2 separate regions of the Homo sapiens genome follow, and region 1 is linked to region 2. The links are chromatin loops, found by intact Hi-C in ENCODE. Cell type or tissue: Caco-2. All regions are shown on one strand. Links, peaks and the distances in the headings refer to the core of each region. The heading gives the core; the rest is flanking DNA. Region 1 overlaps MBNL3 (muscleblind like splicing regulator 3). Region 2 overlaps RAP2C-AS1 (RAP2C antisense RNA 1).

Evidence for each region. Peaks named below come from ENCODE experiments on the same cell type or tissue, not always from the same donor. Only the 100,000 strongest peaks of a DNase experiment are listed, where the experiment ranks them.
Region 1: a loop joins it to region 2, with 18 times the contacts of the local background. A loop is called at or near these places in 6 of 110 quality-filtered maps.

Annotation. Positions count from the first base shown.
Region 1 is chrX:132,458,087-132,468,994 of GRCh38, reverse strand. All of the region lies in intron 1 of MBNL3 (muscleblind like splicing regulator 3), which reads left to right. Among named protein-coding and RNA genes, the nearest start is that of MBNL3, 25 kb to the left of the region's middle. In Caco-2, for the core only: a CTCF peak has its summit at 5,370 (motif pointing right); no DNase peak of the experiment used is centred there.
Region 2 is chrX:132,220,065-132,230,972 of GRCh38, reverse strand. The region is part of intron 1 of RAP2C-AS1 (RAP2C antisense RNA 1); the gene reads right to left. Among named protein-coding and RNA genes, the nearest start is that of RAP2C, 6.1 kb to the right of the region's middle. RefSeq lists an enhancer at 6,691-7,220. In Caco-2, for the core only: a CTCF peak has its summit at 4,617 (motif pointing left); no DNase peak of the experiment used is centred there.

The sequences.
Region 1 (10,908 bases), core at 1,897-9,896, 240 kb before region 2:
CATATAGTACAATTACATAGTTTGTAAATAAAACTTAAATAGAGCTGTTAACATTCCTTGGCACCTCCAGAAATGATACTATATTGTAATAGAACTTTGAGTAATCTTTATTATTTTATAGAAAGTACTTGGATTTTTAATGTGCCAAAATCTCTGGTAACAAACATGTATAAATTTTAGATTATGTTTGTATACTTTTGTGCCCATTAGAGGCAGTACAGAGTGGTGATTGACAGTAAGCATTTTGGAACATGCCTGAATTTGATCCTAGCTCTTCCACTCATCTGCTGCATAATCTCGAACCAAGTTACTTAGCCTCTCTGTGTCTCAGTTTCCTCATCTGTGAAATGGGTACAGTAATGGAACCTGCCTTACAGGGTAGTTATGAGCAGTAAATGAATTAATATATACGAGTGTGCTAAAAACAGTGCCTTGCACATGGAAAACACATGCATATTTTCTGTTGTTATATTTTCAATTCAACTGAAATGCCATGTTTTATTAGTCTGTTCTTCATAAATCATACACACTCACCGTTAAATGACATTCAAGTCATTGGAAATTGAATGTTCCTTTTACAGGGACCTATAGTTTTTGAGTGTTCTCACACCAAAAGCCAGCTAGATTTTCTGGTATCTGTACTTGAAAATAAGAGGTCACGGTTGACATTCCTTTCTGCTCCTTTTGCGTGGTCACAGAGTTTTATAATGTCACATGCCTATCTCCTATCAGTTAGCTTGATAAAATCTCTATAGCTCACACATGATTTCATGCCAAAGGATCAGTGCTTTTAAAATGTTTGATGCATAGTTACAAATCCACAGGAAATAAAGCATAAACAGTGTTGGATTTACACTTTTTGACTGCATTGATGCCATTCTGTTTGCGAGTCTTGTGATTTACAAGGGCATTTTATTTTAGTCAGCCAGTAGCATCATTGGCCAGTATGCTGTCTAGGGACCACAATTCAGTGGTGACTTGCAGTCTGTCTTGCTGATAAATGTTTTTGGCAGTGTTTGGGAGTTCTGCTTGGTCAAAAATTGACACATACAAAGTAATTTAGAATAATAACAAATTAACATTGAGATTATTGCTTTTGCCTTAGTGCAGATGCAGGTTACTAATAACCTTTCATCTTTCAATATTGCTTCATATTTATTATTTCCAGTACAGTGATGATATATAGTCATTTTCAAGATTAAGCAGAAGTATAAACATTGAAAATGGCCTAAAAGAGCGATGGAGCTAGTTTGGCACAGAAAAACAGAAGCCTGTTGGGACAAGATGCTATACTATGTGCGACTTAGTCTGGGGTTTACAGGAGATTCACTTTTCACTTTTAACCTTTTGGGACCAAGTTGTTAACAATGTCTCATTGTACTTAGATCACAATTTTATCTTTGCCATTAAATGTAAATATATTGCTGTTAAATGTAAACATATGACTGTTGTATCCACAAGAAAGTTTCCTCAGCACCAATAAGAAAATGAGTTAATGATAGTTCTTATGTGTATTATCATTATTAATTTTTAATCAGAACTTCCCTTAAATAAAATGCACAAGCAGTTAAGTTGGGTTTACAAACTTACCAACAAATAGTCTTTATAACCTGCTGTAATTATCTCTAGAAATTTTAATGTGTTCAGTGACTAATTCTCCAGAGCTTTTACTAAGATAAATAAACAGAAACAGCAATAACCAGTTTCCTTGTATTTCTTAATTATTGGCGTGCCTTTTAGTCGTGTTTTAGACTTAAGGAGGGCTGTGTCTCTCTCTAGGCATGCAAACTATGCTTTCTCCTAGTTGGCTTCCTGGAAAATCTAATCCTCCCTCTTGCTCATTGACTCAAGTCCAACTAAGCTCTTGTATATCGCTTCATTTTGTGCATATAATGTCAAGGGATTTGAATGTGTGGTAGTAGTCTGATAGTATGCATGTGTATGGCCATATAGTATTGAATAGTATTGAATATTTATTGAAATACTTCCTTACTGGTTAGTAAATAGATACTGCCTATAGTACCCTTTCCAATGCTCACTCCCTGACAACCCCCCATGATTCAGCAACAAATATGGCAACACTTGGCAGAACACCATCAGTATTGATTTGCCTGTGACCATGCTATAAGAATTGTTTAACATTTTGAGTGTCATTCCTGGCTCATGGTTTACTATGAGGTCAGCCCCCTGCCTCACCGACCAGGCCATTGGTGCTCTGTGACATTCACAGCCTTTTGCTGAACAGTTTTTCCCAGATTGCTTCCTAAACATCAGCTAGACTTCTGAGAGAAGAGCTGTATCCCATAAAGAAATGGCATACTACTTCCAGACCTCAGCTTCTAACAGACACTGTAGATCTCATGAAGGCCAGGCCCTTAAGCATTTAAAACATACTCATAGGGAACCTCCCAAGGCCCTCTCTAAGATCACTCAAGAGCCCATGTCATTTATATTTTAAGACCCAAATCTTAAAGACTCTTGATTCAATACCTTACACAAAGCAATTGTTTGCTACACTTTATTTGATTGAATGTGACTTTGCAAACCACAGAAATTTAATCAGTGTGTTTGTGGGGGAATTAATAGAGGCAGAGGCATAGTGAAGTCATGGCCAATAAATAGCTGCCAGTGAGGAAGAAGATAGACAAACTGTAAAAAGTGGAAATGAAGACACCAAAAACACAGGCATTTGGGGCCGTTTAACAAAGTGCCCAATATATCCTTCAAGGCATTACTGAAGTTTCTTTCTAATGATAACCTAGAATTATCAGAAAAAGCATTACTTTTTTCACTGTCTTATGTCTAAGGGGGAACAACGTTTTACAAATCACTTCAGAAATATTTCCAAAGATTGATTAAAAGAGACAAATATCAATTTATAAGGGTTTTGTTTTTTGAAATTTTATTCTTATGGATCTCCTTGCCTGACATTTTTCCAATAAATGAAATGCTGTAATAAGAACTGTATGTGAACTTAGGGACTTTTGTAGTATATGATGGGCTTGCAATATTAATCAAAATTATTTGTCATAGAAATTATCACAGTGAGAAAATTATTTTGGGACCAGAGTCAGCATCATAAATAAGTATCTGCTCTCAGTGAAAATACTTCCAAACTCATAGAGTTTGTTTGTGAGGTAAAAGAACACATAATATTAATCTTCTTAGTCTCTTTTTTCAAAGAAATATGATTGAAGAATTATTAGATATCTCACTGATAACAGTCTAAGGGAGCCTGTTCAGGAAATGTCTAAAATGAACTGGTGTCACCATTGAATGTTTACATGTACACCTTTTACTTTTTTATAAATATGCATTTGTATTTGGAGGGAAAATTATTTTTCTGTCATCAATATCATATATGCTTCAAAATACTTGTGCATTATTTAAAAATAGAAATGTGGACTAAAAGAAGAACGAAGATGAAGAACACTAACTTTTTAAGGTTCGATTTACCAGTGTAACTTTTAAAAAATATCAATAATACTTTGCTTATCATATGAGGATTTTCAAGTGCTGTGTGAATGTGAATGCTCACAATACCCTGTGCTATAATACAGAGAAGATAATATTATACAGATATAAATGTTACTTGTGTGTGCCAACAACCACATGTATTGTTTCCAGAATCATAGCTTTTAAAGTTAAGTTTAGCTTTGTACCATTCATAGTGTAATGAGCAACAAATATTCCAATTTATTTAAAAGTATTACCACTACCATAACAAAATAAATACATAGTAGCTTACAGCTTACAAGATGTGCCCTAGAGTTTTCTATGTTCAAATATGCACACACACAGTAATTTACCAGAGGTAAGCTTTTTGATAGCCTGTATATTAGAATCCTATATATGCTAATATATTTTTGAAAACCTACTATGTGCTTAGCACCAAAAAGTCTGTTTTACTTCCCTTTTTAAAAAGTTTTTATTATTTATTTATTTACTTTGAGATGGAGTCCTGCTCTGTCACCCAAGCTGTAGTGCAATGGAGCAATCTCAGCTCACTGCAACCTCTGCCTCCCGGGTTCAAGCGATTCTCCTGCCTCAGCCTCCCAAGTAGCTGGGATAACACATGCATGCCACCACGCCCAGCTAATTTTTTATTTGTATTTTTAGTAGAGATGAGGGTTTAACCATGTTGGCCAGGCTGGTCTCGAACTCCTGATCTCAAGTGATCCGTGTGCCTTGGCCTCCCAAAGTGCAGGATTACAGGTGTGAGCCACCGCACCGGCCAGATGGTTTTTAAAACAAGCTCTTCTTACCTCTCCTTAGCATATAAAATGTATTTGGATAGTCAATACAATAAGACTTTTGTGTGGTTACATCTTTAGTTGATACAGCACCATTCCACTTACCACTAATGGTCTTGCTGATTTTTCTATTGGCCCGAATAAGCTCGTAAAGAAATGGCATATGGAATTAATGTTTTTTTGGTGTTTTAAGTTTCACTTCTGAGTTCCCACCTAGATGTGAAAACCAAGAGCCCCTTCATTCTTTACTGTTATTTTATCAACCTTTGCAATTGTGAGGAGAAGATATTCTTGATTTTAACTTAGCATCATATTTATTTACATTGTATGATCATATTATTTCTTTTCACTGAGGGCTACTGATACATTTTCTCAGGTGCATTGAAATATTAATTAAGTAGAACCCAACTGTCTGAAACCCACAGTCGACAGAAGTTTTATTTGTATTTGATTATTAGGAAAAATTTGAATTTACCAAGGATTCAGTGTTAAGAAAAGTATAACCACGTTCTTTAGTAATGAGAGAAAGTTTTAATTCCGTTTACGATATGCTGTTTACCAAGACAAAAACAAGGACTTGTATTTTGAAATGGTTTCTATCAAAAGTGGTTTTTAGTAACCATGATTAAAAAATTAATTCCGTATTTTCATTAAATGAATCTATTTCACATTTCTACTGATTTCCAACAATATTGTGCTTTATCTTTTCATAAAACAGAGGAAGAAAATCTATTTTTCTCATACATCCATTTTTTATGTTCATAATCTCATGCCACATTATTCTCCCCTAACCCCTTAAAAATTGCAGACAAATTTTTTAGGGACAGTGATGGCTTAACCTTTTTTAACTTTGGCACATATACAGATCATGTTTGTTTGATAGATTATAAATGAGAAATTTATTTATTTCTAAATCTTACACAGTGATAGGAATTGCTATGCAATTGATTGAGTTCTAATAATCTGTATATCTTAAATACCACAGAATGAGAAAAAGCAGTCATTGAAAAGGCGTGGTTTTAGTAATTTCTTAACATTTTATGGGATACTTTTTTTTAAAATTGTGTGCGAAACTCCTTATTTTTAACTAGCCACTATGCTTGCAATTCTGTTATCTGCCACTAGGTGGTGCGTGGTTATAAGTTGTAACCATCTGGGCTTGCCGTGTGTGGATAACAATGAGAATAGGTTTATAGTACACAACTGAATTCGATTTTTTAATGAAAATTAATGATTAAAATGGTCAATGTAAATATTCCTTTTGTTTGTTTGTTTTTTGAGACGGAGTTTCGCTCTGTCACCCAGGCTGGAGTGCAGTGGTGTGATCTCGGCTCACTGCAAGCTCTGCCCCGCCCGGGTTCAAGCGATTCTCCTGCCTCAGCCTCCGGAGTAGCTGGGACTACAGGCGTGAGCCACCATGCCCAACTAATTTTTGTATTTTTAGTAGAGACGGGGTTTCACCATGTTGGTCAGGCTGGTCTTGAACTCCTGACCTCAGGTGATCCACCCACCTCAGCCTCCCAAAGTGCTGAGATTACAGGCATGAGCCACGGCGCCCCGCCTCAATATAAATATTCAATCAGCTTCCAAGTATAGTCAGATTGGTATGCATTTTTAAATAAATGAGAGTGCGTAATTATGAGTACTTTTCTTTCACCAAACTTTAAATGTTTTAAATCACCTCATGTGCTTTCTTTAGTTTTTCTTTAAAGGAGAACTTGATTCTTTACGTTATTCAAAATTTTTTTGTTTATTAAAAAGCTCTGGGCCCTATGCTTATGGACAACTTCCCGTGGCTCTTTGCTTATAGCTTTCTCTTCTATTGCCCTAGTTAATTGTTTTGCTACTAGTTCTAAGTGCCCTAAATAACTAAAGTCTGGTTTAGTTGGGTTTCAGGTGAAGTGTTAAGCTCTAGCAATTTTATATAGGAAAGAACTGTGTCACGTATTGAATACAGTGTGTGAGTAGTTTTAGCTCCTTTTTGACCATTAGACATAAGATTCCACACCTATGTCCAAAAATAACAACACACACACACACACACATGCATGCACACACACACACATAGTGCAGGTGTACTCACCCCTCCACACACACTGGTTTCTAACAGTATAGTATACATATGTGGACATGTGGCTGTGTCTTTCTTTGGTCTCTGAAAATGTCCTGCAGTGGTCTCTCTTCCACCAACTAGCTTCCAGCTTGTCACTCATTCTAACTTATGCTTTCTTGTGGACTTTGATGCTTGGATTGGTATAAAAACTAATTTGCATCAAATAGTGAAATTACCTGTGAACTTCTCTAGCAGATTCCCAGCAGTTTTACAGTCTGCTTTGCAAAAGGAGGCCAATAGTCTATTTCTACTGAATTTTTGAAAACATTTATTTCAACTTCCCATTCAAAAAAATAGAATGGTTTTTAAGTAGAGACATAGTTGCTTTAGTTCTTTGACCACATGTATTATCATGCCATGAAAATTGGGAGTTTAACTGTAAAGAGAAACAGGAGAGAGAGGGAGGTAGAGGGAGAGAGAGATTGAGATTGGGAAAGAGATTGAGATTTAAACTTTCTCCAAAATGTAGAACAAAATATTCAACTCCAGTTATCAGAACTGAGCTCTTGTGTTGGCTCTGTCACCCTTTGTGACTGTGTCATTTATCCTCTATAGTCCTATTGTCTTCTCTGAAAAATGAGGGAGTTGGCCTGTAGATCATCACTGCCCACATTGTGAGTCTGTAACTCAGGCTTTCATATTAAAGCAAAAATGTGGGGGAATGCATAGTTTCAGGTCTGCTTGCATTCATGATTGAACTACTCAACTTCCTATAAAAAGCACAGATTCTTATGTATAATAGAAATATGTAGGTTCATTATTTTTATTTTTATTTCTTGCATTTTCTGAATCATCTGCTATCAATGTAGTGCTTTGCACTTGGGATATCTTGTTAGATATACCATATTCCCATTCATGCTAAAGGAAAATAGGAACCTTGCAATGATTATTTTTTTGTTTACATAGATACAGTCATTGTGATCTACAAGAAATACTGCCATTGGATAAGAGAGTGCATTCTAAGAGGGCAAAGCTTGTCATTTTATATTCTTTTTAAATAAAAAAGCAAGTGAAATTCAGAACTTAATCATATGCTGCCTCTGATACTTTTGGGGTGTGAGATTATCTCCCCAACTAGATTATAAGCTCATTGAGAGAAGAAACTATCTTGTATGCATTTTGTGTCACCCAAAAGCCAAATGCAGTGCTATGTACCTAGAATACAGGTTAGAAATGCACTTCCTCTCTGATACTATAATAATAAGTTATTGACTCATGGTATCTTAGCCTTGTGTGGTCGTTTGGGGGTTTCTAGCCCAACTTCCCAGCCAGTGTGACAGAAATCCAGTGAAGAGGAGTGTACCACCCAGAAAAGCATTTCAAAACACTTTCGGAAAGCTCAAGCTGTGAGAAGGCTCTTCACTGTGTTGAGCTAAAGTGTATCTCTCTGTACCTTTTACCTGTAGATCTTTCTGGAAAAACAGAAAGCAAATGAACCACTTGTCTTTATTTTTTTCTTGTTCATCCGTGTTCATCTCCAGAATTTATCATTTTGTAAGTATTTATATAAGGACCTTGATGGCTTCAGAGCAAATACATAACAAATCATTTTTTAAAAATTGAGTCATTGCAGCCATAAAAAGGAACAAAATAATGTCTTTTGAAGCAACTTGGATGGAGCTGGAGGCCATGATTCTAAGTGAAGTAACTCAAGAATGCAAAACCAAATACCGTATGTTCTTACTTGTAAGTGGGAGCTAAGCTATGAGGACGCAAAGACATACAGAGTGATATAATGGATTTTGGGGACTCATGGTGGGAGATTGAGAGGCGAGAGTGAGGGATAAAAGACTACATATTGGGCACATGGTACACTTCTCGGGTAATGGGTGCACCAAAATCTCAGAATTCACCACTATAGAATTCATCCATGTAACCAAAAACCACTTGTACCTCAAAGGTTGTTGAAATAAAAAGTAATAATAATTTAAAAAATTGAGCCACTATAAAGTAATGGAATAAGGTTTGTCAGATTTCTATTTCTACACTGAATGAGATAAGTTCAGGTGATTTATTTCAGAAGCACTTAATTAGTATTTACTCTGTGCCAGACAGTATTCTAAGTCCTTTACAAATATTAACTAATTTCAATCTACAAAACAACCCTAGGAGATAGATACTATTACTGCCACCATTTTATAGATGAGGAAACTGAAGTACAGATTATTTAGGTAACTTGCCCAGGGTTTTCAATTAGTCAGTAAGAAGTAGAATGATGATCAAGGCCTTCTGGCTCCAGAATCCTATTCTTAACCACTCTGCTATGCTGGGATAACTGTTACACGTTTCAAAAAATTCTAGGACATTTAATTTTGTTTCTCTTGTTCTCTTAAGTAAGAACCTAGTTGTTTAAAGTTTCCAATTTTTCATGAGAACTTATTTAAAAATTAATCTTAAAAGATCTGGAAAAGATATTGCTTTCATTTGTTCTGTTTGTGCCATCTTGAAGCACTCTACCTTTATTTATTTTGATTATATAAAACTTTTGCCTGTTTAATTAATTGACATTGCTACTGTCTGGGTAAGTTTTACTATAGTCTCTAAGGATGCTGTTACATCAGCTCTGTTTTCTATCCCTTGGGCAACTGTTAACTTTTTTCCGTCTAGGTCCCTTGCACTCTCCCACACTTTATTTAAAGCTTCACCTTGGCTGAAGTCAAACCTAAAACACCAAATAAATACTATAATTGGCTCATTTTTAACATTTTCTTTGAATTCCTAACAGCCCATTTACCATATCTGTCATTAACTGGGATCTTGGCTTTATTGAGTGCCTACCTCACACCAAGCATTTGCACATCTGTCATATGACTTATTCCTGCTAGGAAACTGAGATACTGAGTTTAAATATCTGGACAGAGGTTCAAATTCAGGTCTTTGTGATTCTAAACCTTATTCTGTAGTGTATACAACAACACACTTTCTTCACTTCTCTGGGTCTGGTCTTAGTTTCCTCACCTGCAAAAGGGAAAAAAATATATAAAAAGTAGACTGAGAGCCTATTAAGTGTTAGGCACCAGGCTAGGTTCTGCTCTGAAGGGGTTCACAGAAATAGACAACTTTAATTTAATGGGTTCATGGTGGTGATGTCTGTTTGAACAGTGTTTTGAGTACCCATTGATCCCTTTTACTTGGTGTAAATCAAAAGCTGGCTCTCGCAGAATAAGTAGGATTTCTCCCATTCTAAGGAAGCACATTCCATAATCCTATAAGACCTTTAAATATATTTTTAAAAATCAAATTTATGTTGTACTCTTCTTTCTATACACAGGTTTATTAAGTATGTGGCATGGAAATTATAGTTTGTTAGACTATTAAAGTTCATGAGAACAGGAACCATGTCCACTGCCTTGTACTAATACTTAATACATATTTGGAAAACAAATGAAAGAAAAAATAGTTTTAAATATGGAGACTCTTACACAACTGACAATTTGAAGTTTTAATGAGTAACTACTATATAGTGCACACTACCTTTATTATTTATACAAATTTCAACTCAACTAGTATTTATTGAGAATCTAGTATGCCAAGTACTGTACTAGGAGAGGTAATATTCAATTCAAATTAATGTTCTACTTGAATGCAGTCATTGACTCTAGGGGAGTTTTAATAGAATGATTGATAGAAGCCATATTGTAGTACATGCTGGAGTGATTAAGGGTGAAGAAGAGGAGGTATCAGGTAGAAGAAGATATTTCAACCATGAAGGCTTTGGAAGCCTTCCTCTAGAGGGAGGCTGAGTTGAAGTTTAGGAAAGTCACATGGATGTTTGTTGGGGAGACAAAATTACAGCTCAAGTGATAGTGGGAAGAGGCCTGAGAAACATGGTCAAGGGATAGATGGGTTCTGCTGTGGTTTGGATGTGGTTTGTCCCTGCCAAGACTCATCTTCAAATTTAATTGCCAATGTAATGGTATTGAGAGGCAGTGGGGCCTTTAAGAAGTGTTTATGTCATGGGAATTCCACCCTCACAAATAGATTAATGCAGTTCTAGTAAGACTGGGTTTGTTCTCATGAGAGAGTGTTGTTATAAAGTGGGCCAACCACTTTGTCCCCCTTTCTTTCGCATGTGTCTACTTGTTCTTCCACTTCCCACTATGAGTTGAAGCAGCACAAAGCCCACGCCAGAAGGACTGCCTAATCTTGGACTTTCCTACCTTCAGAACCATGAGCCAAAATAAATTTATTTTCTTTATAAATTACCCAGTCTCAGATATTCCTTTATAGCAACAGAAGATGGACCAGTTCCTAGTGATGATATGGTTTGGCCTATTCTTCAGTAACCTTGTGGGCCTACACATAAGTTTTTTTTTTTTTTAATGAAGGGTATATAACATCAGGATTCCTAAAATCATATCACTTATCCACTAAGACATTTTTTGAAATTTGTTTGAAATTTTGAAAATAAAATGTAAACATGAGGGACTGTGGCTTATCCATGTTTGTACCTTCAACATTTAGTTATGTGGCCCTGAGTTAGTTCTTACTGTGTGTTTAGTGAATAAATTTATAGAAGGTTAATTATGGATAACTGCTATT
Region 2 (10,908 bases), core at 1,271-9,270:
GATTTGTGCACGCCTGTAATCTCAGCTACTCTGGAGGTTAAGGCAGGAGAATTGCTTGAACCCGGGAGGCGGAGGTTGCAGTGAGCTGAGATCATGCCACTGCACTCCAGCCTGGGCAGCAGAGTGAGACTCCGTCTCAAAAGAACAAAAAGAAAAAAAGAGAGAGAGAGAAATGAAAACACATTTTAAATTTGTCCACATTTTAAAATTGTACACAAGTGTTTACAGGAGTCTTATTCATAATAGTCAAAAGGTGGAAGCAACCCAATTGCACATCAACTGACAAATGGATAAACAAAATGTGGTATATCAATATAATATAATATAATATAATATTATTTGGCCATGAAAAGGAATGAAGTACTGATATATGCTATCACATGGATGAAGCTTAGAAACATTATGCTAAGTGAAACAAGCTAGTCACAAAAAACCACATATTATATGATTCCATTTATATGAAATGTCCAGAAGAGGCAAATCTAGAGAGACAGAAAGTAGATTAGTGGTTGGTTAGGGCTGCAGGAATGGAGATAGAGAGACAATAGCTAGAGTACCTGGCTTCTTTTTGAAGTGATAAAAATGTTCTAAAATTGTGGTGACGCACACACTGGGGCCTCTCAGAGGGGAAGGTGGGGGTAGGGAGAGCATCAGGAAGAATAGCTAATGGATGCGGGGCTTAATACCTAGGTGGTGGGATGATCTGTGCAGCAAACCACCATGGCACATGTTTACCTATGTAACAAACCTGCACATGCTGCACATGTACCCCAGAACTTAAAATAGAATTTGAAGAAAAAAAATGTGGTGATGGTTGCGTAACTCTGTAACATAATACTATCATTGAATTGTACCCCTTAAGTGGATGAATTATGTGGTGTGTAAATTATATTTCAATAAAGCTGATTTTTTTAAGAAAAAAGAATGCTGCCAATCCATAGCGGGGAAAAATGAAGATAGGGGAAAGCCCTCTGGGCAGAGGTAATATATAAGGCATATGCAAATAAAATATGTACAGAACTGTGTAAACAGTTTAATAACATCATCACTATTTAACACCTACCACGTTGCAGGCACTTTTCTAGACCATGGGATATTCAGTGAACAAAATTTACAAAAGTACCCATCCTTGTGGAGTTTACATTGTAATAGGGGAAACATATTAAAATCCCTAAAGAACATAGTACATTAGAAAAGTGTAAGTGCTAATGAGAAAAAAATAAATAAGACTTGAAGGTATTGCATGAGGAGGGGGTGCAATGTTACACAGAGTAGGAGCTCTTGAGTAAAACAGCTGAAGAAAGGAAGGAAACTGAGAATCTGGGGGAAGAACGTTCTAGATGGCACAGCAAGTACAGAGGCTAGTGTAAGAGTATATCTATCATTTATGAAGAGCCAGATTATGTAGTGCTTTTTAGATTATTGTAAGGACTTTGACTTTGCTCTGAGTGAGATGAGAAATTACTGTAGGATTTTGTGGCTATAATGGGATCAGTTTGGCTACTGCGTTGAGAATAGATTGAAGGAGGCTAAGTTCACAAACAGCAAGAGCAATTAGAAGAATACAATAATCATCCAGAAAAGTGAAAATGGTGGTTTGGGCCAGATTCTTAGCAGTGGGTGTGGTAAGAAATAGTCACATTTTGGACATATTATGAAGATAAGAACTTCAGTATCTCCAGATGGGTTGGATTGTATGGCATAAGGGGAAAAGAAGACTCTAGGATGACTGGAAGAGTGTAGTCTGTGCAACTGGAAGCTGGAGTTGCCATTTACTGAGATTTTTAAGACTGCAGAAGGGAGGCTGGGAATGGTGGCTCATGCCTGTAATCCCAACACTTCAGAAGGTGCAAGCAGGAGGACTGCTTGAGCCCAGGAGTACGAGACCAGTCTGGGCAACAAAATGAGACCTCATCTCTACAAAACATACACAAATTAGCCGGGTATGGTGACGCTTGCCTGTAGTCCCAGCTATTCAGGAGGCAGAGGTGGGAGGATTGCTTGAGCCCAGGAGGTTAAGGCTACAGTAAGCCATGATTGCACCATTGTACTCCTTCCTGGGCAACAGAGCAAGATCTTGTCTGAGAGACAGAGAGAGTGAGAGAGAGAGAGAGGAAGGAAGGAAGGAAGGAAGGAGGGAGGGAGGGAGGGAGGGAGGGAGGGAGGGAGGGAGGGAGGGAAGAGAGAGAGAAAGAAAGAAAGAGAGAGAAAGAAAGAAAAAGAAAGAGAAAGAAAGGAAGACTGACTGCAGGAGAGGCATGTGTTCATTTCTGAGGAGAGGTGGTTATCAAGATTCAGCATTGGACATGTTAAATCTGAGATGTCTGAGTAATACAAATGGAACTATAGTATAAGTATGAATCTAGAGTAGCGGTCCCCAACCTTTTTGGCACCAGGGACTGGTTTTGTGGAAGACAATTTTTTCCATAGAGGGTGGGGAGGTGGGGGGCGACAGCAGGGGATGGTTTCAGCATGAAACTGTTCCATGTCAAATCATCAGGCAGTTAGATTCTCATAAGGGGCATACAACCTAGATCCTTCGCATGCGCTGTTCACAATAGGGTTCATGCTCCTATGAGAATCTAATGCCGCTGCTGATCTGATAGGAGGCAGAGCTCAGGCGGTAATGCTTCCTCACCCACAAGTCACCTCCTGCTGTGTGACCCAGTTCCTAACAGGCCACAGACCGGTACCGGCCCATGGCCCAGAGGTCGTGGACCCCTGATCTAGAACTATGGGAGCAGTCTGAACTGGAGATGTAAATTTGGGAGTCTGCAGTATGTAAGATGGTATTTAAAGCCATAAGACTGGGTGCAAATTCACTGAAACCATGATGATTTTATTTGTACTAGAACATAAAGGATGTGAAGGTGGGAGATGTGCTTGGAAGGTAGGCAGGAATAAGAATATAGAAGACCTTATATTTCATGCGTATAAACTTGGGCTTTTTCTGATAGAGAGTTGTTGAAATCAGCAGAAATATGTAGTTAGACTTGTTTCAAACAGACTTGTTTCATAACACTGGTAAAAGTATGCAGAAAACACCAGAGACATACAAACGATTTAGGAGGCTATTACAGCATTCAGGAAAGAGTTGTCACACAAATGTTTCTCCAGTCCCTCTACACACTAGAGCAGACATAGGATATGACGGATGTAAGAAAGACTAAGGAGGTAGACTTGGCAGGACTTAATGGGTTGTTTGGTTATAGGAAATGAGGATAAAGGAAGAGTTAAGAGTGATATTTTATATGGTTTGGATCTGTGTCCCCATCAAATCTCATGTGGAAACGTAATCCCCAGTGTTGGAGGTGGGGCCTGGTGGAATGTGATTGGATCATGGGGGCAGATCTTTCATGGCTTGGTGCTGTCCTTGCTATAGTGAGTCAGTTGTTGCAAGATCTGGTTGTGTAAGAGTGTGTGGCACCTCCTGCTCTTTTCCTCTTGCTCCTGCTTTCCCCGTGTGACCTGCCTGCTCCTGCTTGACCTTCCACCATAAGTAAAAGCTCCCCAAGGCCTCCCTAGAAGCCAGCAGATGCACATGCCATGTATCCTGTACAGCCTGCAGAACCTTGACCCAGTTAAACCTCTTCTTTATAAATTACCCAGCCTTAGGTATTTCTTTCTAGCAACACAAGAATGACCTAAAACAATACCCTAAGTTCTACTTTCAATGACTGCTGGATGGTAACACCATTTACTGTGACAGGAATCACAAGAAGGGGGGAAAGCTCTGGATATTAAAAGGAAAAAAAAACCCTATGATATGCTAAAATTAACATAGTAAGTTTGAGAAACCCTTAGGATCAGCCTGGGTTCTCAAAGCTAGCCTCTAAGTTAATTTTGTTAATCTTGTCATGTGGGAAAAGCATCCACTGAATTTGTCTGCACAAGCACTGTGGTTGGCTTGAACACTACATTTCTATGTAAAATAATTTAATATTTAGACTTTTAAGATCTGGTTTACAGGAGTGTACCTCACCACCCCATCCAACCCTCCAAACTTCTCATTCCCCAGCTTTCTAGCTGACACAAAATTGAGTCCCCAGCCATTCAATGCTAAAGGTCAAACGGTCTTACATTGAATTCCTTGAGCCATGAGGATCTCTGTAAGGTGCCTACTTGAGCAGCAGCAACCCAGCCTCTCTCATGCTGACGTTGTCATGGCAACAAGGAAGTGTGTTGTCTCTTCTTTTTAAAATCCAGACTATGTATTTTATTTTTATTTTTATAAAGTTTGAAATATATGGAAGATTAGGCCGGGCATGGTGGCTCATGACTGTAATCCCAGCACTTCGGGAGGCCAAGGCAGGAGGATTGCTTAAGCCAAGGAGTTTGAGACCAGCCCAGGCAACATAGCAATACCCCATTTCTACAAAAAAAAAAAAAAATACAAAAAATTAGCTGGGCATGGTGGCACATGGCTGTAGTCCCAGCTACTCCGGAGGCTGAGTTGGGAGGATCACCTGAGCCCAGGGAGTTCGAGGCTGCAGTGAGCTATGATCATGCCACCGCACTAAAGCCTGGGTGACAGAGTGAGACCCTGTCTCAAATATATATGTGTAGAAAGAAAAAAGAAAAGAAAAAAACCCAAAGTGGGTGTTTTTAGTTTAATCTTTTGCTGACACCTAGTGCCAGAACTCTGCATATTCAGCTACCTGCTCCAAATAAGAAAAAAATAAATAGAATTAACAGGATTTTAAAATTGCCATGAATTTGACAAAAAAAAACCCGATGATTTATTTTAGCAAACAATATTTATCTTATCTTTACATTATACTTTTCACATCATTTCCCACATTTAAATAACAGCCTTTTAAAGTATTCAGACTCCAGGCCTTCTAAATGTCTAAGAATTCAATGTTGAGGCAATTTCTTTCTATTCTCATTTTTGGTTCCCTGCTGGGGGAATTGCTAAGAGTGCATAGAGGCCCAAGTAGTTCAGAATTCAACTCTTTGTAAGTTTTAAAGTACTTAGAATAAATTCCCCTTGGAAATTGTATGGGATGAGTCTGGAGTCCACGATGTTTTCATAACCGTGCTTTTCAACCATTCTCAATTTCACATTATGGGTTTACACTAAACAGTAAAAATTTGGCCTTGCATGTAATTATTATAAGTGCTCATTTCTAAAGAGGAATGAATTTGTAAATAAAGGGAGGGAAGAGTGACTTTTTATGGCATGAAATAATTTTGAGGAGAAACACGATTTGTATATACATCATTAAAAATAGGGCTTAAACTATGTGGTAAATAAAACTTGTGGGCAGTAAAAGAATTCAGGAGGATTACATCTGTGTTTGAAGGTGTTATAGGTACAGAGGCAAAGGAAGAAATGAAAATGCAAGGTTTGTAAAAATGAATGAACGAGTTTTCTGCTTGAATCTGCATCTACCGGCTGTGTGAACTTAGTTGTGTGAGCCTCAGTTTCCTCATCTCTAAACTAGAGATGATGATGACAATGTGCTTGCCTTATAGGGTTGCTGTAAGGATTGAAGTACAGAATTTCTGACATGTGGCAAGTGCTCAATAAACAATAGTAGTAATAGCAGCATTAAAAATAACTAGGCTTACCCCAATGCCTCCTCTTACAGAGTCTAATATTGTCCTAGTGTCAAAACAAGGGGGCTCCTTGTTGTAAATGTTCCAGAGCACTTTGGAAAGTAACTATGACCACCTCAGGTTCAGTACCAGGTGCCACAGATCCAAGGTCAAGGGGCCCCTGGGAGGTTATAGAGGCATGTTTCCAGAGGGCACTTGAAATCAGTATGAACAGTCAGTCTTACTCGAGGGCAGAGAAACAGGGTAATAAAGTCTAGATTCTTTAACCTTGCCTCACTGCCCATTCGCTGCCCTGTCCTTCAAAGAAACAAAACTGCTTTCTGTGGAACAAGGTGGCTAATATAAGATAGGCTCAGACTAACTTAGGTTTGAATTCAAACTCTACCACTACCCAACTGTTCGACTATGTACAAACTAACTTCTTTGAGCCTTAATTCCTTTGTTTGTAAAATTGGGAATAATAATACCTAACTCTTAAGGTTATTGCTAGGATTAAATGAAATGATGTGCATAAATCACTTTGCACAGTGCCTCGCAAATAATCTGTAATCAAGAAATTATCATCAGGCTGGGTGTGGTGGCTCAAGCCTGTAATCCTAGCACTTTGGGAGGCTGAGGCAAGTAGATTGCCTGAGCGCAGAAGTTCGAGGCCAGCCTGGGCAATATGGTGAAACCCCATCTCTACTAAAAAATACAACAACAACAACAAATTACCAGGGATTCTGGCATGCACCTGTAGCCCCAGCTACTGGGGAAGCTGAGGCAGGAGAATCGCTTGAACCCAGGAGGCGGAGGTTGCAGTGAGCTGAGATCGCACCACTGCACTCCAGCCTGGATGACAGAGCAACTCTGTCTCCAAAACAAAACAAAACAAAAGACAAGATAAACTATTATCATTACATGATTAAATCATCCGACTTGCCACCACATCAAATATGGCCTTGATATTGAGACTAGCTTGGCAATTTCAAATGGATTTTAATAATCTGAGAAGCCTGTCTTACACGTCATTTCTTTCTATGGTTTAAACCTGATCATAAACACCATTTGTTAAACACCTACCGTATGGTGGGTACTTAGGCACTTTTTCTTACTTAATCTTCACATCAAATATGGCCTTGATATTGAGACTAGCTTGGCAATTTCAAATGGATTTTAATAACCTGAGAAGCATGTCTTACATGTCATTTCTTTCTATGGCTTAAACCTGATCATAATCACCATTTGTTAAACACCTACCATATGATGGGTACTTAGGCACTTTTTCTTACTTAATCTTCACAATACCCAAATAAGGTAGATCTATTAATATTTTCCCTTCACACATGATGAAAGAGAAGCTCAGAGAAGGTAAGAAGTAACTTGCCTCAGGCTACATATGCAGCACAGCCAATGGTTGAACCTGGCATGGATGTCGCTAGCCCCTGATTTTGTATACCGCAATTAAGACCTTTGTAAAAACACATTCCATGGCTTCCTACAGCCTCCAGGGGAAAAGTCAAACCCCTTAGCTTACTACTCAAGGCTTTCCCCTATGGTTCTAGCCCCTACCGATTCTTCTGGCCTCCTTGCCTACTGCCCAATCACCTTCTCTAGGAAATCTTCCCTGATACCCTTCCTAAGTCTCCCATAACACCCTGGCCGATATCTGTATCACAGGATGTGCCACGCTATACTGTAATGTTGATTGTATTGTCTATATTCCTCAAAAATGCTAGTAAAGTGCTTGGCACAGAGTAGGAATTCAATAACTGTGTGATAAATGAATGAGTGGATACATTAATGAGTATCAAGCAAGAAAGCCCCAAATAATGTCCTACCGCTTTACAGAACAGTGGTGCTTAAAATGTGGTCCCTGGGCCAGCAGCAACAGTGTCATCTGGGAACTTAGATATGCAAATTATAGATCCTGACCCAGACCTACTGAATAAAAAACTCTGGGGTTGAGACCTGGCCGTCTGTGGTTCACATCACCTCCAGGTGATTCTGATGTACATATATTAGGAGTATGGGAGTATAGTTATTATTAGTACTAATTCTTTAAATTTATTTGGTACTTGATAGATTACAAAATAATTTTCTAACTACTATCTTTCAAATCAAGGATGAAGTGGAGAGGGAAAAATTGTTAAGGAATTCAGATCTATTTTAAACACATCCCTATTTAGTACGCCTCTCAGTTCTGAGAAACTAACTTTGTCAGCAGTCGCACAAATTTGTGACTTTGTAGGAGTGTCTGCCTGGCCAGGTTGGGGTAGTGTCCTCTGTGGTCAGCAGCACCTCTAGTGAAATCTCATTGATTGGATGAAGGATTCCAGGTGAGCAAAATTGAATGTGATTAAATTCTCATTGATGCTGTAGGAAAGCTAAAGCTATAGGAAAAAAGGCTTACTCATGTAGGGGATGAGGGATACATGAGTATTTTTTAGTGCTTTATGCAGACATGATGTTTCAGTAAGTGAAAGAAGCCATTCACAAATTTATATGAACCCATTATTAGTTTACAAAAAAAAAATGTTCTTTAACTCTCTCCAGAAAAAAAATTGTGAAAGACACTAAAATGTTAATAGCAATTTTCTCCAGGTAGTGGGATTATACTTTTATAATTTTTTGCAAATAACATTATTTTCATGAGAAAAAAGATAATAATAAAGGTATAAAATTGGTTTTGTGTACTGGGGGAGCCTGACATGCAGAACTAATGATTAACTAATGATTGGTGTAGCTGGAGGCAGGATTTGAAAGAGAAGATTGGAATCTTAGAGGGTAGGAGCTAGAAAGAATCCAGGACAATTTAGCTGATATCAATGGGGTCCCTAAAGCATTGAAATAAGATTTCTGTAGGCAAAGACTGAGGACATTACTGGCTCAAGCTTTCTGGTAATTCAAGAGCAACTTCTAGCAAAAGAGAAGGGAAGAGCCTGGATGGAAAATAGATAGCCATGTATAGAAAGTAGATGGATAGCCATGGGTTTTTTCCCAGGACCTAGAAGGCAAGACGGCTCATTTGGAGAGTGGAAGTTAGGGTAAAATATCCCAGGCAGTTGGTGGCTCCAAGGATTGCAACTGAAGGAGGTAACAACTCGAAAAGAAGAAAGGGATAAGTAAGCAACTGGTGCCTGTAGCAAACATCCAGCACTTTAAACTTGTGCCAAACTAATTTCAAAAAATGAGATTATGGCCCTATTACTTATATTATCTGCATATAGTGCATACACTGTGGTTTCTTCACACTATGGTAAAAATGGGTTGTGTTCTTTAAAATAATGCCTGAGCAATACTTTGGAAAGGAGGTTGATGCAGAATTAAAGCAAAAGTTGTGAATCTCAAGGGCATGATCTCTAGAGAAGTCCTCCCATTCCCCTCTTCCCATATTCAAGCCTTTGGAGTAGAAAATTATTACTTGAGCAGTTTCTATTTATTGAGCAATTAATATTTGGAAGGCTAAATGCTTTGAATGGATTTCTCATTTATTATTCTATGAGTTAGATACTGCTATTATGCCCAACTTTACAAATGAAGGAATGGAGGTGTAGCTTGCAAAAGGGCAGTGTTAGGACTGTCTGGCTCTGAAGTCCAAATTCCTTCTAAAACGCTGCCCTGCATTTGTTAGTCCTGAAAATACCCTAAAGCAAGTAACAATCACTATAAAATGCTAAAATTAGTAATACCTACTGTGAGGTTATAAAATGATACGGTCATACTGCATTGGTGGGAATGTGAATTGGTGTGACCTTTCTGAAGGACAATTTGGCAATACTTACCAGAAGAATTTTAAGTGCAAGTGCCTTTTGTTTCAATTATTGAATTACTAGAAATTCACCCTAAACATTAACTGACAATGATATATGTCCAAGGCGTTTAGTGCAAAAACCTAGAAGCAATCAGTGTCCTTCAAAGGGGAGCTGGCTAATTAGCTTATGATACAGCCATGAAATAAAAATTAAGAAGGCCAGACATGGTGGCTCATGCCTTTAATCCCAGCACTTTGGGAGGCCAAGTCGGGAGGATCCCTTGAGCTCAGGAGTTGGAGACCACCATGGGCAACATAGTAAGACTCCATCTCTACCAAAAAAATTAAATTAAATTAAATTAGCTGTGTGTGGTGGCATGTACCTGTAGTCCTAGCTACTCGGGAGGCTGAGGTGGGAGGATCCCTTGAGTCCAGGAGGTTGAGGCTGCAGTGAGCTATGATCATGCTACTGCCCTCCAGCTTGGGTAACAGAGGGAGACACTGTCTTAAAAAAATTAATTAATTAAAGTTTAAAAAGCAAGGTAAAAAATAGTGTGTACAGTTGATTACTTTTGTAGTACAGTAATTTTTAAAAATATATATAGAAGGTAGATTGATACACTGACATATGAATAATGTTCCCCCCTGAAAAACATAAGAAGCTTTTAACAATAAATATCTTTGTGAAGAGTAACTGAATTATTATTTTCGTGCCACTTGCAGATATTTGAGCTTTTAAAATTTTGTTACCCCCATGTTTGCTATTTTTTAAAAATTAACAATTCATTAAATCTTTTAAATAAAAACCAAATAGCATTTATTGAGGCTTTATAATGTGCAAGGGACTGTGCTAAGCACTTTACCTGTAATACCTCATTACATTTTCACGTTAACTTCTTATCTCCTTTTTACAAGTGAGGAGTTAGAGGCTCAGACAAGTGAAATCACTTGCTTGGGGACACAGAGCTAGAATGTGGCGGAGCTGCAATTTTAATGCACCTCTGTCTCATTTCAGAGCCTTAGCTCTCAACTGCCAGGCCGCACTCTTCTGCTTGCTCTTTATACCCTCATTGCTTAATGAGAGTACACTAGCAAACAACAGGAGTCTAATGAGATAATGTATGTGAAAATACTTTTCTAAGTATAGAGATGTTTGGGGAGGGCAAGCAAGGGTAGGGAATTTGTTTAAATTGGGCGGACCTGTCCACTGACCCCTAGACAGTCAGGATTTTTTTTTTTTTTTTTTACAAAACCAAGATCAACAACTTTCTTTTGTTCCTCCTTTAAAAATATTATAAAGTTATATTTACTTCCTTTTTCCCAATTATTGTTTATAAATTAAAATATGGAGAAATAAAAGCCATTTCATAATAGTCCTCACCCATAATTACTTTGTTTCAGATTTGAATGGCTATGTAACTATTACACACCTGCGTTTTACATAAACAGTAGCAACTAGACATTTGTTCAGTATCTTGCTTTTTCAGCCCTACAATATATCTTGGCCATCTTTTTATATAAACACTTACAAATCTGCTTTTCTCTTTTAAAGTAGCTGCATAATATCCTATTCTGTGAATACAGATAGGTAGGTAGGTAGGTTGGTAGATAGA